Linked DNA regions of Homo sapiens: all the other regions are linked to region 2. A link is a contact called in ENCODE Hi-C data. All regions are on one chromosome and are shown on one strand. Each heading gives the region's core, a stretch centred on a gene start or an enhancer-like site at or near the end of the contact. The rest is flanking DNA. Distances are from core to core; before and after follow the strand shown. Region 1 holds the start of AKAP1 (A-kinase anchoring protein 1). Region 2 holds the start of TANC2 (tetratricopeptide repeat, ankyrin repeat and coiled-coil containing 2). Region 3 holds the start of ABCA5 (ATP binding cassette subfamily A member 5).

Evidence for each region. Hi-C counts contacts between places; a loop is a spot of excess contacts on that map. Pooled maps may share reads with other maps.
Region 1: a loop to region 2 is called in a map of CD4-positive, alpha-beta T cell, with 15 times the contacts of the local background. The contact joins the promoter of AKAP1 here to the promoter of TANC2 in region 2. A Hi-C loop is called at or near these places in 3 of 168 maps with a recorded cell type or tissue (CD4-positive, alpha-beta T cell, CD8-positive, alpha-beta T cell and naive thymus-derived CD4-positive, alpha-beta T cell) and 4 of 50 pooled maps.
Region 3: a loop to region 2 is called in a map of B cell, with 39 times the contacts of the local background. The contact joins the promoter of ABCA5 here to the promoter of TANC2 in region 2. A Hi-C loop is called at or near these places in 4 of 168 maps with a recorded cell type or tissue (B cell, CD8-positive, alpha-beta T cell and naive thymus-derived CD4-positive, alpha-beta T cell) and 6 of 50 pooled maps.

Annotation. Positions count from the first base shown.
Region 1 is chr17:57,083,996-57,088,235 of GRCh38, forward strand. AKAP1 (A-kinase anchoring protein 1) reads left to right here and starts at 1,251. Exons shown (of 11, transcript NM_003488.4): 1 at 1,251-1,403. It overlaps AKAP1-DT (AKAP1 divergent transcript), which reads right to left and starts at 1,043. Exons shown (of 3, transcript NR_186437.1): 1 at 845-1,043. RefSeq lists enhancers at 708-787, 1,827-2,329 and silencers at 1,008-1,587, 1,628-1,927, 2,208-2,297.
Region 2 is chr17:62,963,671-62,968,159 of GRCh38, forward strand. It overlaps TANC2 (tetratricopeptide repeat, ankyrin repeat and coiled-coil containing 2), which reads left to right and starts at 2,565. Exons shown (of 28, transcript NM_001394998.1): 1 at 2,565-3,079. RefSeq lists a silencer at 2,452-2,641.
Region 3 is chr17:69,325,682-69,330,066 of GRCh38, forward strand. ABCA5 (ATP binding cassette subfamily A member 5) reads right to left here and starts at 1,452. Exons shown (of 39, transcript NM_172232.4): 1 at 1,371-1,452. RefSeq lists silencers at 1,139-1,228, 1,359-1,738 and an enhancer at 1,819-1,958.

The DNA of each region.
Region 1 (4,240 bases), core at 1-2,500, 5.9 Mb before region 2:
GCGGGCGGATCACGACGTCAGGAGATCGAAACCATCCTAGCTAACACGGTGAAACCCCATCTCTACTAAAAATACAAAAAATTAGCCGGGCGTGGTGGCAGGCGCCTGTAGTCCCAGCTACTCGGGAGGCTGAGGCAGGAGAATGGCGTGAACCTGGGAGGCGGAGCTTGCAGTGAGCCGAGATCGTGCCACTGCACTCCAGCCTGGGCGACAGAGCAAGACTCCGTCTCACAAAAAAAAAAAAATAAAAAATAGGGCTCTTTTTCTTTCTTTCCTATGTCAGTTTCCTATTTGTTTCCTTCCTGACATCTACCACACCATGCAATTGGGATTCATATATATATGAATTTGACTTAAATCTCATTAGGTATAGTAAATGGCATCTGTCATTTAAACTTGCATTTGATCACTAGTGAAGATTAAGCATTTTCCCAAGTAATTGTTAGTTCTTAGCATGATCTATTTTCTATATTTTGGCCAAACAAATGTTCATTTAAAGTCACTTTGTTTTAAGGATGACAGCAGGGCTGGACAGCCAAAACCCTACCCTCTCCATTTATTTTGGAGGAATTTATTTTCCCAAGGTCCTGGCAGAGATAGTGACTCACCGTGACTATCTCTGCAAAAATCATTCCAAAACCCACACCAATTCAGAGAAAAGTGCTTCATTTCGATAACATCGACTTGTGAAAACGAGCAAGAAAGTTGCATTTGAGTGGTACCAGGTTTCACCATTATGCAGTTATCGAGCAATTATTAATGGCCAACCCAATTATACGCTACAAGGAAATGACGGTCACAGGGAAGCTCAAAGCCCCGAAGCGAGGGAAGCCCTGCTCCTCACCGGCCCCTCCGCCTTTTCCAGGGCGCTCTCCGTCCCGAGGCAGGAGATGGCCTGGTTGACCCTTCGAGACAAGGCGGCAAAACCGGTGCTGGGCTTGCGGGGCAGGGAATCAAGGTTCCTCCGGTTGCTGTACCGTCCCGCCCGGCCCCTCTCCCGGGCACCGGAGAGATGACGGCTCTCTCGCGAGAGCGCGAGCAAGACCCGGCTCCGGGCGGCGGCGGGATGTTAGCCCAGCGCTGTAGACCGCGCCCCCTCTGGCGCAGCTGGGAGAGGCGCGGCGGAGGCACTGCCGGGAGCGGCCGGCGGCGCGCACGCGCAGGTGAGCGGGGCGGGCTCGGGAGCGCGCGGGCACAAGGGCGAGGGGCGGGGCCTGCGTCGCGCTGCGGGCACGTCGCCGCGCGTCTTCAGTATTTAATGTCTCTGTGTTCCACCCGCCTGGGCTAGCACGTGGGGGAGCTGCGGAAGCGCGGCGCTGCGGGCCGGGCCGCGGGGCACAGCCGGGGGCCGGCGGCGGCGCGCGGACTCCGCATCCCGCACCCCGATGGTAGCCGAGGAGCTGGTAGGTCGGGGGCAGCTGCGCCGGGGACCCCCTGCCGGAGACCCGAAGGCGGCGGGGTCGGGGCGATGGGGAGCCTGAGGTGCAGGTGCAGGGTGCGACGCGCCCTCCAGGTACCCCGGGGGCGGGACGCTCCGGACGCAGAGGTGTCCTGGGGGCTCTCGGCCGCCGCGCGCTGTCAGGCAGGCCCATCTTTCCCTCCCTCGTCTGCGCCCCCTCTCGTCCTTCCCCGCCGGTTGTCTGCCCGCGGGCTCCTGACAGATCGCGTGTGCGCGGCTCTGGGCGGCGCTCTGCGGCCGCGCCGTCCTCCCCACGCGCGTCACTGTCCTCGGGGGCGGGGGGCGAGGGCGCGACGCCCGGGTCGCCTCTCTGCACCTCAACTTAACCGGAGCGTGCACACCCGCCTGCGAGGCTGACCCGAGCGCGTCCCACCCAAGGTCGCCCAGCCCCGCGGGCGTTTACTTTTCAAAGGTCGTGTGTACACAGTCTGAGCCGGAGCTGCCCCTTCACTTCTGGAGCCTCGCCCAACTTCTCACCCTCGGCTCGCCCGCCGGCGCAGCCCCTGGGAGTTCCGTGCGGCGAGCCAGGGGAACTGGGAAGATGGGCCGGGACATCGGCCGGTTGTGATCCAACCGTGTTTCGGGCTGAGGGACCGTTCGAACCGAATTGGGGTCTGGAGGTCGGAGGCTCAGGGGCGTCTCGGGGGGAATTTGCATTCGTAGCCCCTGCAGGCGTGTCCGGAGGGGTGGAGGCCGTCCAGCCTGGGGTGTCTGCCGACCTCACGCCCGGGGGCCCCGACGGTCACGTGTCCGGCCCCGCCTGCGGCCCAGGGCCCGGGGTCTGCGATCTGGAGGGACCGCGCCAGTTTTGGGGTTACGATGTGCTAGGAGAGGCAGTGGCTGGATGCCTCGAACGCGGGCTTTCTGGCGTTCAACTCTTTTGTGCCCTAGCTGAAGGTCTTCCTGTTTCCCTTCCAGGGAGGGATAGGAGAAGAAAGGTGCTGATCGTGGTAGGCGGTGCTGTGGCGACTCGGAACGGCATGGGAGCCCTGGGCGTTTCGGGATCTTCCTCTCCTGGGGGATGTCCTGGGTGGCGGCGCCTTCCTGCCGCCGTTAACACAAACCCGGTGGACTTCGCTCCAGGTGCGAGTCGAGGCCTCTCAAGCTGGGTAGGGTGTATGCGCAGGGCAATTAGTGAGGTTAACCTGGGTATCTTTCCCCTACTGTAGTGCGCGTTACTTCGTGTTTAGATTTGTCTCCAGTGAAATCTAGGCTGCTGGACCTGGTGCAACAGTATCTGTTAGTTACTGATCAAGGAACACCGTTCACAAAAAGCTATTAATTCTGGCAACTAGTAGCCTTACAAGCTCTTGTAACTGCTAAGTCCTTCCCAAATTAGTACCTTTTTTTTTTTTAACTCTTTATTTAGAAAGCAAAGCTTGGACTCTTAGCACCACCCATCCACTTTGCTCTTAAAGGTACAGAACATCTTTGAAATGAAGAAGGCTGCCTGACTTGATCATTTATATAATTCCTCTGATCTTGGCATTGAAGTGGTTCACCTGCTGATTATTTAAGACCCTGAGCACTGGAAGCAAGTGAAGTTATGTTTTGGGAACCTTTTGACTTGTGTTGAACTTTTCTTTAACCTCTAACTAGTTTTGTAGGTTCTGCATAATTCTTGGGTGTATTCTCTTTGAAATATGGCCCTAGGTTAGAGGAGGTCCTCTGGATCCTACAGGCATGCAAATCACTAAAGCTTGAGTCCATTACTGGATTAATAGGCTCTGTCTTCATGCATGTTGTCAGATGATGGCTCAGAACTTGCAGGTAACAGATCCTAGCCAATGAGTGAGACAGGTCTAATGGATTTGTGTCTAGGTCTAGTTCCTTGTAGGAATATCTCTCCCATCTCCCAGTTGTTTCTAGGAAATGCATTCTCACTTGGCCACTGCAGGGTGACAGTGGAGGTGTCTGTTGTAAGTGGCCTGCTCAGGTGCTGAAGTCGATATGTCTCCAGTGTAAGGTTGCTGAACATCAATATTTAAAAGCAATTTATCTTGCTGCCTGGTAACCCAAATTATTCTTGAGCTTTGGACATAGGCTGGGTTGCAGCCATATTTTAGGGGAAGGCTGGTGTTAGCCTCTACAGTATTCCCTTTTCCTGTCCTAAAGACAAATGGAGATCATATTTGTGATACTGGGGACTGTGATAGGTGCTTAAGCATTGCTCTTCCCCTCTCCTCCCTGAACAATCCCTGAGACTGACTTTGTTTCTCTTGAATTACTTGAGTGACTTGAATTCTATTAAAAGCACCCCTCTCCTTAGCCTCTGACCCAGAAGCTTGTTTGGGAGGAAAAACGAATTGGTTTCCCTAAGCTTTGCTGGCTAGCCTCCTGCTCCCAGCCTGCAACATGACTTGATTGTGTGTGCATTTCAGGGCTTTGAAGAGCAGGCAGCTTGTAGCCAATGTACCCAGAGAGCTGGCCGTAGAGTTCCCCTAGGTCACTCCTTCCTAATCTTCCCTGTGAGTCTGAATGATTGGGCCTTTCTGTAGCTTGGTCTGTTTTCCTATTGTGGGGAAGTCAGTTGTTTCAGGTATGAGTTAATACCTTCAGCTTGTCATTCTCAGGCGTTTTCTTCCACTATGGGGAGGTAGTAGATCCTGTGGGCATCTTGTCCCATTGAAATCATCTCATATACTGTTTGAGAGTTGCTCATCTTTATGGTGGGGGGTGTATTTTAGTCCTAAATCTTGCTTCTTAGGGCAAGTTCTGTTTCTTCCATGTTCCTTCCTGGTGTAATACCTCAGGCAGTTTTCACTTTTATGATCATTTAAC
Region 2 (4,489 bases), core at 1,315-3,814:
CATTTTGTGAATTATTATTAATTTTTTGGTACTTCCTACCTTGTAAAAAAGTTGCAAATAAATTTAAAGAGAAAAACACAGACATATTATTTCTTAAAAACACATTATTTTTTGGCTGGACACAGTGGTTCACGCCTGTAATCCTGGCACTTTTGGAGGCCAAGTTGGGTGGATCACATGAGGTCAAGAGTTCGAGACCAGCCTGGTCAACATGGCAAAACCCCATCTGTACCTAAAATACAAAAATTAGCCAGGGGTGGTGGTGTGTGCTTGTAATCCCAGCTACTTGGGAAGGAGGCTGAGGCACAAAAATCGCTTGAACTCGGGAGGCGGAGGTTGCAGTGAGCCGAGATGGCACCACTGCACTCCAGCCTGGGTGACAGGTCGAGACTCTATCTCAAAAAAAAAGAACAACAACAACAACAAAAAGCCCCCATTTTTTTATTATGTGATTATGTGGAGATTTGCATAACCATAAAATTGCCAGATTTAGTGCTTGTAAAATTGTGTCAATTCCATATGGCAGAGTTAAATCTATCTGTATTTCATGATGCTCCACGTTGAGCACCATAATTTCTAGAGACTGCCACCTGAACTAGTTTGAAAACCAACATTACACCCCTGACTGCCTTTTGTTATTTCTCAGAGAAGGAATGTTATTAGCCTCAGTGGAACTCGCAGGGAAAGGCTTAGATAGAAAGTAATCTTAAAAAAAAAAAAAAAAAAGACCGAAGGAGAATTAAATAGGGTAAATTCAAGTGTAAGAAGGATAACATAATAGCTCCTGTTTCCTGAGTCCTTATTGTGTAACAGGATTTGTGCTAAGTATTTTCCAAAATTTTGTTTCATCTTTACATCCATCTGTGAGGTAAGTATTAATATCACCCACGTTAGACAGATGAAGAAAGGAAGGTCCGGAGACCTGTTCAAGGTCACACAGCAGGTAAGTGTTGGGTGACACTGAGATTCAAACTGAGGTTTTCCGACTGCAGTGATGATGACATTGTAATGCTTCTTTGTGTGTATGTGATTTTAAAAAACTGACATGAAGTGCACAGATCTTTTTGCATATGTATACACCCGGGTAACCATTAAGATATTGAATATTTCCAGCAAACCAGAAGGCTCTCTCCTGTCCCCTCTCAATCAATTCCCCTGTAAGTAATCACTACCTTGCCTCTAATACCATAGGTAGATGGGTTTTCATTAGATTAATCTAACTTTCTGGAGTTAACACCAAAAGATTCCATATGTCAGCCCTTCACCTTGCCATGTTAGCTGTATTATTCAAAGCTGCTCTAGCTCTGACTTTGCAAGCATTCACTGTAAAGAAGAGCTGTTGGATGGACATGTTCATATCCAGTTTCTTGTATTGTTCTGAAATTAATACTAATTTTTGAAAATCGAAGAAACTCCTGGATGAAGTGCTACAGGATGGGGCAGATTAAAGTGCTGTTATCAAACAAACCTCTCTACCTTGGAAGCGCCACAGACAGAGCTTCCTTGATTGATGTAATTTGGCGCATCTATTTCCAATCATGTCATCTGATTAAGAAGTTGGATGACCACGAAAGGTCATCTCAGTTTATGGAAGGGAAGGCGAGCCGGGCAGAGTTGGTAACGGTGATTGCTTCGCATCATCTTGCAGCACGCGATGATGTTTATGTCCCAAATACCTCCCACAGCCGACTTGCTGTTTTATGATAGGAGGGAAACAGTAGAGGGGAAGAAGATCTAGGTGGAGGGTGAAATATGACCTAACATCGTTCGACGAGGTATTAATGTGGTGGCTTTCCCGCCCTTGTCGACCAGCTCTTAAAACCACGCTACTTCTTAGTCAACCTGGCAGTGACAGAAGCAGCGCCACGACTTTACCTCAGGTTTGCAAGCTGTGGTTGGTGAATTTTCAGCCATTATTCTAAATAACAGTCTCGGTCTCCCCACAAACCCCACTGTTGTTTTGTTTTTCTTTCTCATTCTGATTCTCCCCACAGCCAACCGTGGCCTTTTGAAGTCGTCTACAAACTACCACTGAGAATCCGGGAAAGAATAACTGACACTTGTAGGCTTCGAGGACTCTCAGAGTGATATGTGCCTGAGGTGACCGAAGTGGGGGAGATCTAGGAGAGCATTCCGGTCATCAAAGCAGGAGGACAGGCCCTGAAATGGGCGCACGTGACAGCAGCAGCCACCTCGAGAGTGACATCACCCCTGAGGGCGGAGCCCAACTATGTAGGGCCTTGTCAGTTACCGAGCGTCCTCCCTGCTGCCCCTCCAAATGCCACCCACAAGTCCGAGCCCCCCGGGGATACGAGAAATGCCAGGACATCCCAGAGCGCCAGAGCCAGGGCCCCGTCTCTCCGCGCGGAGGAGGGCTGCGTCCCCACTCCCTCTTCCAGCCGTTCCCCACCCCCAAACTGTGGAAGGGGCGGGGGCGCGCGCGCTCCACCACGCACGCGCCCCCACGCACGCGCGCTCCCTCCGCGCTCGCGCCCCTCCCCACCCCAGCCCGGAGGGGGCGGGGCTGCGGGCGGCCTCAGAGGGTGCGACGCCCCCAGCGCGGCGGCGGCGCTAGCGAGCGGCCGGCGGGGCGCGGGTTGCTGGGCGCGCTGCTCCGGCGGGGCCCGCTGGCACAGCCGCCTCGCGCGAGCCGCCCGCCCGGCGGGGGAAGCTGCGAGCGCTCCGAGCGCCCGGCCTAGGGCCGCTGGCGCTGCCCTCCCGCCGCCACCGCCCTCCGCGCCTCCTTCGGGCGGCCCCGCCCCCATTCCCATCCCCCTCGCGCTCACCTCCCGGCTGTGCCGCGCGCTAGGCGGAGCGAGGCGCCCGCCGCCGCCGAGCCGAGCCGAGGGGCGAGAGCTGGCCCCCGAGCCGCCGCTGACAGGAGCACCGCCGCGGGCTGCGCTCGCCGGCTGCGAGGCCCCGCCGCGCCGTTCCGGGGTGCAGACTCGCCGCGGGGCGTTGGAGGACTGCGAGGTGCTCCGGGAATCGCGGGCGGCGCCGGCGGGCGGCGCGGTCCTCACAGGAGACCCCGGGGACTGGGGCTTGACCCGGAGGTGCAGAGAGCCCCTCAGAGCGGCAGGTAAGGGGCCCGGGGAGCAGGGCGAGGAAAGGTCGCTTCAGTGACAGGGTCGTTCGCCTCCACAGCCTCGGCTCCGGGGAGAGGGGCGGGGGCGAGCGGGGAGACGGCGAAATGGGCAGCGAAGTGCCTCGGTGTCCAAGGCGTGGGGAAGGCTGGCTCCGAATATGACACCAAGGCGGGCTTCAGAGGCGTGTGGGGTCGCCACTTGGCTGTCACCGAAGATGTCATGGAATTTGGTACCTAGAGCGTCTCTGGATGACGGGGACCAAGGATAAGATGCGAGGCGGATTGCTAAACGTGGCAGGGAATGTGGTGCAGAACGAGTTGCAAAATGTGCCCCCAGAATGCAGCATAAAAGTAGTTGCGAAATGTGCCAGGTAAGGCACAGGATGGGCTGGCCTCTGTGGCGTTGAAATTCATGGTCGAAGTGTTATTAGCGATATTAATAATTCCTCTGGGAAAGGAGGTGTAGCATAATAAAAGATTAATAAGGCTCATTGCTAGATATTTTGCCATAGGAAATCGGGAGGAGCTATGATAAGCTATTTTTTTTGAGGTAGAGAAAGTAACCACGTGAAAGAAAAAAAGCAAATTGTGTCTGGCTGTGAGATTGGAAAGAAAAAATAGGGCTAAAATAATTCCAGGTTTTGCCATCAGCGTGTAGAGCATTGGTACAATTGTATCCAGTCTTCATTTCCAGGTGTGGAATGTTTAGAATGGTCTTCACAAAACATAAACAATGATAATTAACATTAGGAAGAAGATTTGGTGTTTCGGGTGTCTTTCACTCTCTTCTCTGCTCCTCTCCAGGAAAAGAAACAAACAAAACCCCAAACGTCTTGACCATAATTATGAGTTAAAGATCATTAGGCAAAGGGAAGTATTTTTCGTATGTGCCCTTTTCCTGATTTTTACACAGGTGAAAATATCTGTAATGAGGAAAACAAAGCAGTGTGGTGAACAAAAGGGATAGATTTTCAGGCATTTTGAGGGGTTGGAGCCAGTATCTATCACAATGGTTAATTATAGAGAACGGCAGTACTAAAATATTCTTGTATGTTCTTGGTGTTGGGATGGTGAAATAAAAAAAAAAAAGAATACAGTAAATTGGCATAAAAAGCAACAACATGGATACTGTCAGTGGAGTGCTTCTTGCAGCATTTCCCAGGTAGATCCTCTTAGGGATGTGAGCACGAAATAAAACGTTAAACATTCTCTTTCTCCCTCTCTCTTGCTCCCCTCTGTATCTAGATATTTATTTATGTCTCTATATAGATATATGTGCATGTATATTATACATACATAAGAAATTACCAACATGCTGCAAAACATTGTGACTTCCATTTAAGAACATCTGTTTCGAGAGGATTGTCAGAACATAGCTGGAATTTCAGAAGTAACAAAAGACAA
Region 3 (4,385 bases), core at 202-2,701, 6.4 Mb after region 2:
AACAAATAAAAAATTACCTGGGCGCAGTGACACACGCCTGTAGCCCCAGCTATTCAGCAGGGTCCCTAGAGTCCAGACGTTCAAGGCTGCAGTGAACTTTGATCGCACCACTGCACTCTAGCCCGAGACGCTGTCTCTTTAAAAATAAAAGACATGCAATACACATGGAATGTACTAATAAATTTGCTCTTATAGTGAATGTAAGATTTCCCTACACTAAATCTGTTTGAAAGGAAATATACTCAAACAGCACATATGCAAAGATTAACGCCTCTTTAGTTTGATTTTAACACAAATACCCACAAAGCCCTAACTGCCCTAATAATGTTCCCTACTATGGAGTCTTCCCTAAAACACATACAATATTGCTCTCCCGGCAAACACAAAATATACTAAATAAAGCACCAGAATTAGGGTCTGGCAGCCCGGGTTGGAATCTCAACTCCATCCTTTTACTAGCTGAGACCTTAATAAGTTACTTAACCTCTTTGAGGCCCATTCTCCACACCTGCCCAACTGGAATAACCCCCTCCAATCCTACAGGGTTGCTGTCAGAATGAAAAGAGCTAATACCGAGCCTGGCTTAAAGCTGTAGTCCAGCAAATACTCCTCTTCCCTTAGATTCCTTCAGAACGCCCTTGTAGAAAGTAAACGTGGTTATTATCTTCATTATTTTCGGACTTATTTATTTAAAACGTAAATCGAAGCCTGAGGAGCCCAGGGGAAAACCTCCTTCAGCTTAATAGCTCCAGCCTGCCCAGCTTTCCGATCCAATTAAGTATTTCCATGCCTGGAGCTCCTATTCGTGTTTTAGGATCAGGGAATTTCCCTCCCAAACTGTGTCATGAGATCTGCGCATTTTCTTCTCACTGAAACTCCTTTTAACACGCAAGGTAATGATCCGCGCGTAACCTCGCAGGGAAGAGCAAGCGCTCATTACCCAGCTGTTCAGACGGAAATTTACATCAATATTTGTTTTCCTTCTTTCCCTGAGGTTGCTGAGGGTGGAACGACAGCGTCCAGGCAAAGGCAGTGTCCCGAAGTCCCACGGCCGGACCCGGTCCCAGGGGAGCCTCGCGGAGCCCCCGCCGCAGGGCCCCGACCCCCTCACGTCCGCATCCTGGGCGCTCCCACCGCATCCCCGAGGCTGGCAACCCGCGCTTCCCGGGAGCTGAGGGAGGTCTGTTTCCCTCAGCTCGCCGCCTCTGCCCGCTTCCGAGCCCGCTTCACCCCACACCTCAGACGCCGAACTCCCCTTCTCTCCCCGCCGTCCCTCGCTGGCCAGCCCCTCCTCGTCCCCTCAACTCCCCCAGGGACGGCTGTCCCAGGCTAGCCTCAAGCGCCGCCGCCGCCCGCGACGCCCGCCTCACCTCAGGGCCCGAGCCGCAGAGCTGTCAGGCCTGGACGCGCTCAGTCTGTTGACTCAGTGCGGGTGACCCAGCTGGGATCTGTGCGAGGGCGCGGCCGCGCGCACCCGCGCGCTCCTGGCGCAGGCAGAGCTGGCGGCGCCGAAGTCGCGCCCCGCCTCCTGCAGAGCGCACCTGAGGGCGGGGCTCCTAGAAAGCGCCGCTCCGCGTACGGGCGCGCTTCAGACGCTCGGCCCCGCGCGTCCCGGCGCACGCAGGCAAGCAGCGCGCCCGGAAGAGGAGAGCGGCTGAGGGTGGGGCGAGCGGTGGCGCGCCGCTGCCCAGGGCCCCTGAGCCACTAGAGTCGGGCCTCGTGGCTCTTCCCCAGGGCCTCCCACGCCTGGGTTCTGCGGGGATCTCGCCACGCTCTTTCTGGAGGCACGGGCAAAAACCACGGCCTCGTGTCTCAGTGGTAAACCTGCCGCCTCTTAGCGGGTGACCTTGGCCCACGGCCCTCTCCTCATCTGCCTCGCCCAGTCACGTCTCCTCTTAAGCATCCTTGCCGTCTGTCTCCTGGCATTTGGATGGGCCTCTCTGAACGCGTTTTGAGTCCTCTGCAGCCCCGCTTCCTCCCGCCGCGGCATCTGGAGTGCTGTGGCCCCGTTTCCGTAACTCTTGCCTCCCCTCCCCAGCCTCCTCATTGGCCCTCACACCCCGACCTGGGAGGTCCTCCCACTGAGGGTGCTTGTAGTTCGCGGAGTGTCCTCATCAAAGACTGGGAATGCGGCAGATGCTGAATTTTCCAAACGGCCTGAGACACATGACATCTGTGAGAGACTGGATACTGCACTTACTTTGCTAAAAATATAATCTAGTGTTTTGAGCTTCATTACTCAAAGTGACCTAAATGGGGTCAAAAGTTATTAACACTAACATTACGTATTTTCCTCTCCACATTTCTGTATAGTCACATTCCCTTGCACAAAGACTTTTTTTTTATTCTGTCAATCCTGTGTACATCATGTTTTTTTTTTTTACTTGTCTTTGTGTTATCTGCTTCTCGAATTTAAACCAGGTCTCCCCAACATGCACTCTGCTTTCTAAATTCTTAGGGGAAAAACAAACAAACAAGGAATCAAGTTTTACTTATGGAATATGAATTAAATAGAAAATTCAAAGAGGTTCGTCAGAATCCTTGATGATTAAAACAGCGGTCCCCAACCTTTTGGGCACCAGGGACCAGTTTCATGGAAGACAGTTTTTTCTGGGGGAGGGAGGATGGTTTGGGGATGATTCAAGCACATTATATTTACTGTGCACTTTATTTCTACTGTTACTACACTGTAATATGTAATGAAATAATTATACAACTCACCATAATGTAGAATCAGTGGGAGCCATGAGCTTGTTTTCTTGCAACTAGACAGTCTCATCTGGGGGTGATGGGAGACAGTGACAGATCATCAGGCATTAGATTCTCATAAGGAGCACGCAACCTAAATCCCTCACATGCGCAGTTCACAATAGGGTTCTCGCTCCTATCACAATCTAATGCCACTGCTGATCTGACAGGAAACGGAGTTCAGGCCCTAATGCCAGCCATGGGGGGCCCCTGTAAATACAGATAAAGCTGCACTCACTTGCCCTCCGCTCACCTCCTGCTGTGCTGCTTGGTTCCTCGCAGGCCACAGATCCCGGTAGCAGTCTCTGGCCTGGGGATTGGGGACCCCTGGATTAAAAGATCTAGCAATGGGGATGGGGGAAAGGGAGATAAGTATATTCAAAAAACTACACCAGGAAACTAAAGAAGGCATGTAATGAAAACTATCCCTGATATATTCTGTCTCTTTTGGAAACATCTAGAACATTTTAGTTACAAATTCTCAATGGCCTAGGATTTGGGGCCAAGTAAAGAAATATACATGAAAGATAAACTTGGTTAACATGTTACTGAACCATACTTTCACCCCAACACTTCTCACTAGTAGCCTTAACCTGCCTTAACTTCAGAAGTCTACTCATTTCTACTACTATTCTAGGCATTTATTTCTTACATTTCTTATCCTTGTAATGTTCTCTGTCATTCATTCTGTCTGCTCATGCTTTTACTCTTGTTTCTAAATGACATGACCAAAACCCAATTCTCCAAAAATCTCATCACCCTGGACAAAATGATCTCACTCTCCTCCCAATTGCCTACATACTACCATCTTGTTCACATCATTTTATTTACTTACCATCTCTTCAATTAAATTGTAAATAGTCTTAGGTTAAGAGCTTTTTCTTGACTTGTCTTTTTCTTTTCTTTTCTTTCTTTCTTTATTTTTGTGACAAAGTTTTGCTCTGTCACCCAGGCTGGAGTGCAGTGCCATGATCACAGCTCACTGCAACCTCTACCTCCCAGGTCCAAGTGATCCTTCCATCTCAGCCTCCTAAGTAGCTGGGACTACAGGTGCATGCCACCACACAGGCTAGTTTTTGTATTTTGTTGTAGAGACAGGGTTTTTCCATGTTGCCTAGGCTGGTATCAAGCTCCTGGGCTCAAGTGATTCTCTGTCCTTGGCCTCCAAAAGTACTGGGATTACGGGCCTGAGCCATAGCACCCAGGCGAAAGCTTCTTCTTATACCGATTTAAATTTCCAAGTCCTATGCATCATAGTATACAGTAAATATTATTAATGCTTCCAATGAGAAAACACATATAATAAGCAAGAATATTCAAATATTTTCATTTCCCCCACAAAATGTCACCACCCACTCAACAAGGGCTACCTACTCATAAAAGGGAAGATATCAAATTCCCCTTATAGGATGAATGACAAAATTATGATGGTGATATTGTTTGGCTCTGTGTCTCCAACCAAATCTCACCTTTAATTGTAATACTTCCCACATGTCAAAGGTGACCAGGAGGAGACAATTGAATCCTGGGGACAGTTTTCCCCATGCTGTTCTCATGATAGAGGGTGAGTTCTTACAAGATCTGATGGTTTTATAAGGGGCTTCCCCCTTCACTCGGCACTCATTCTCTCTCCTGCT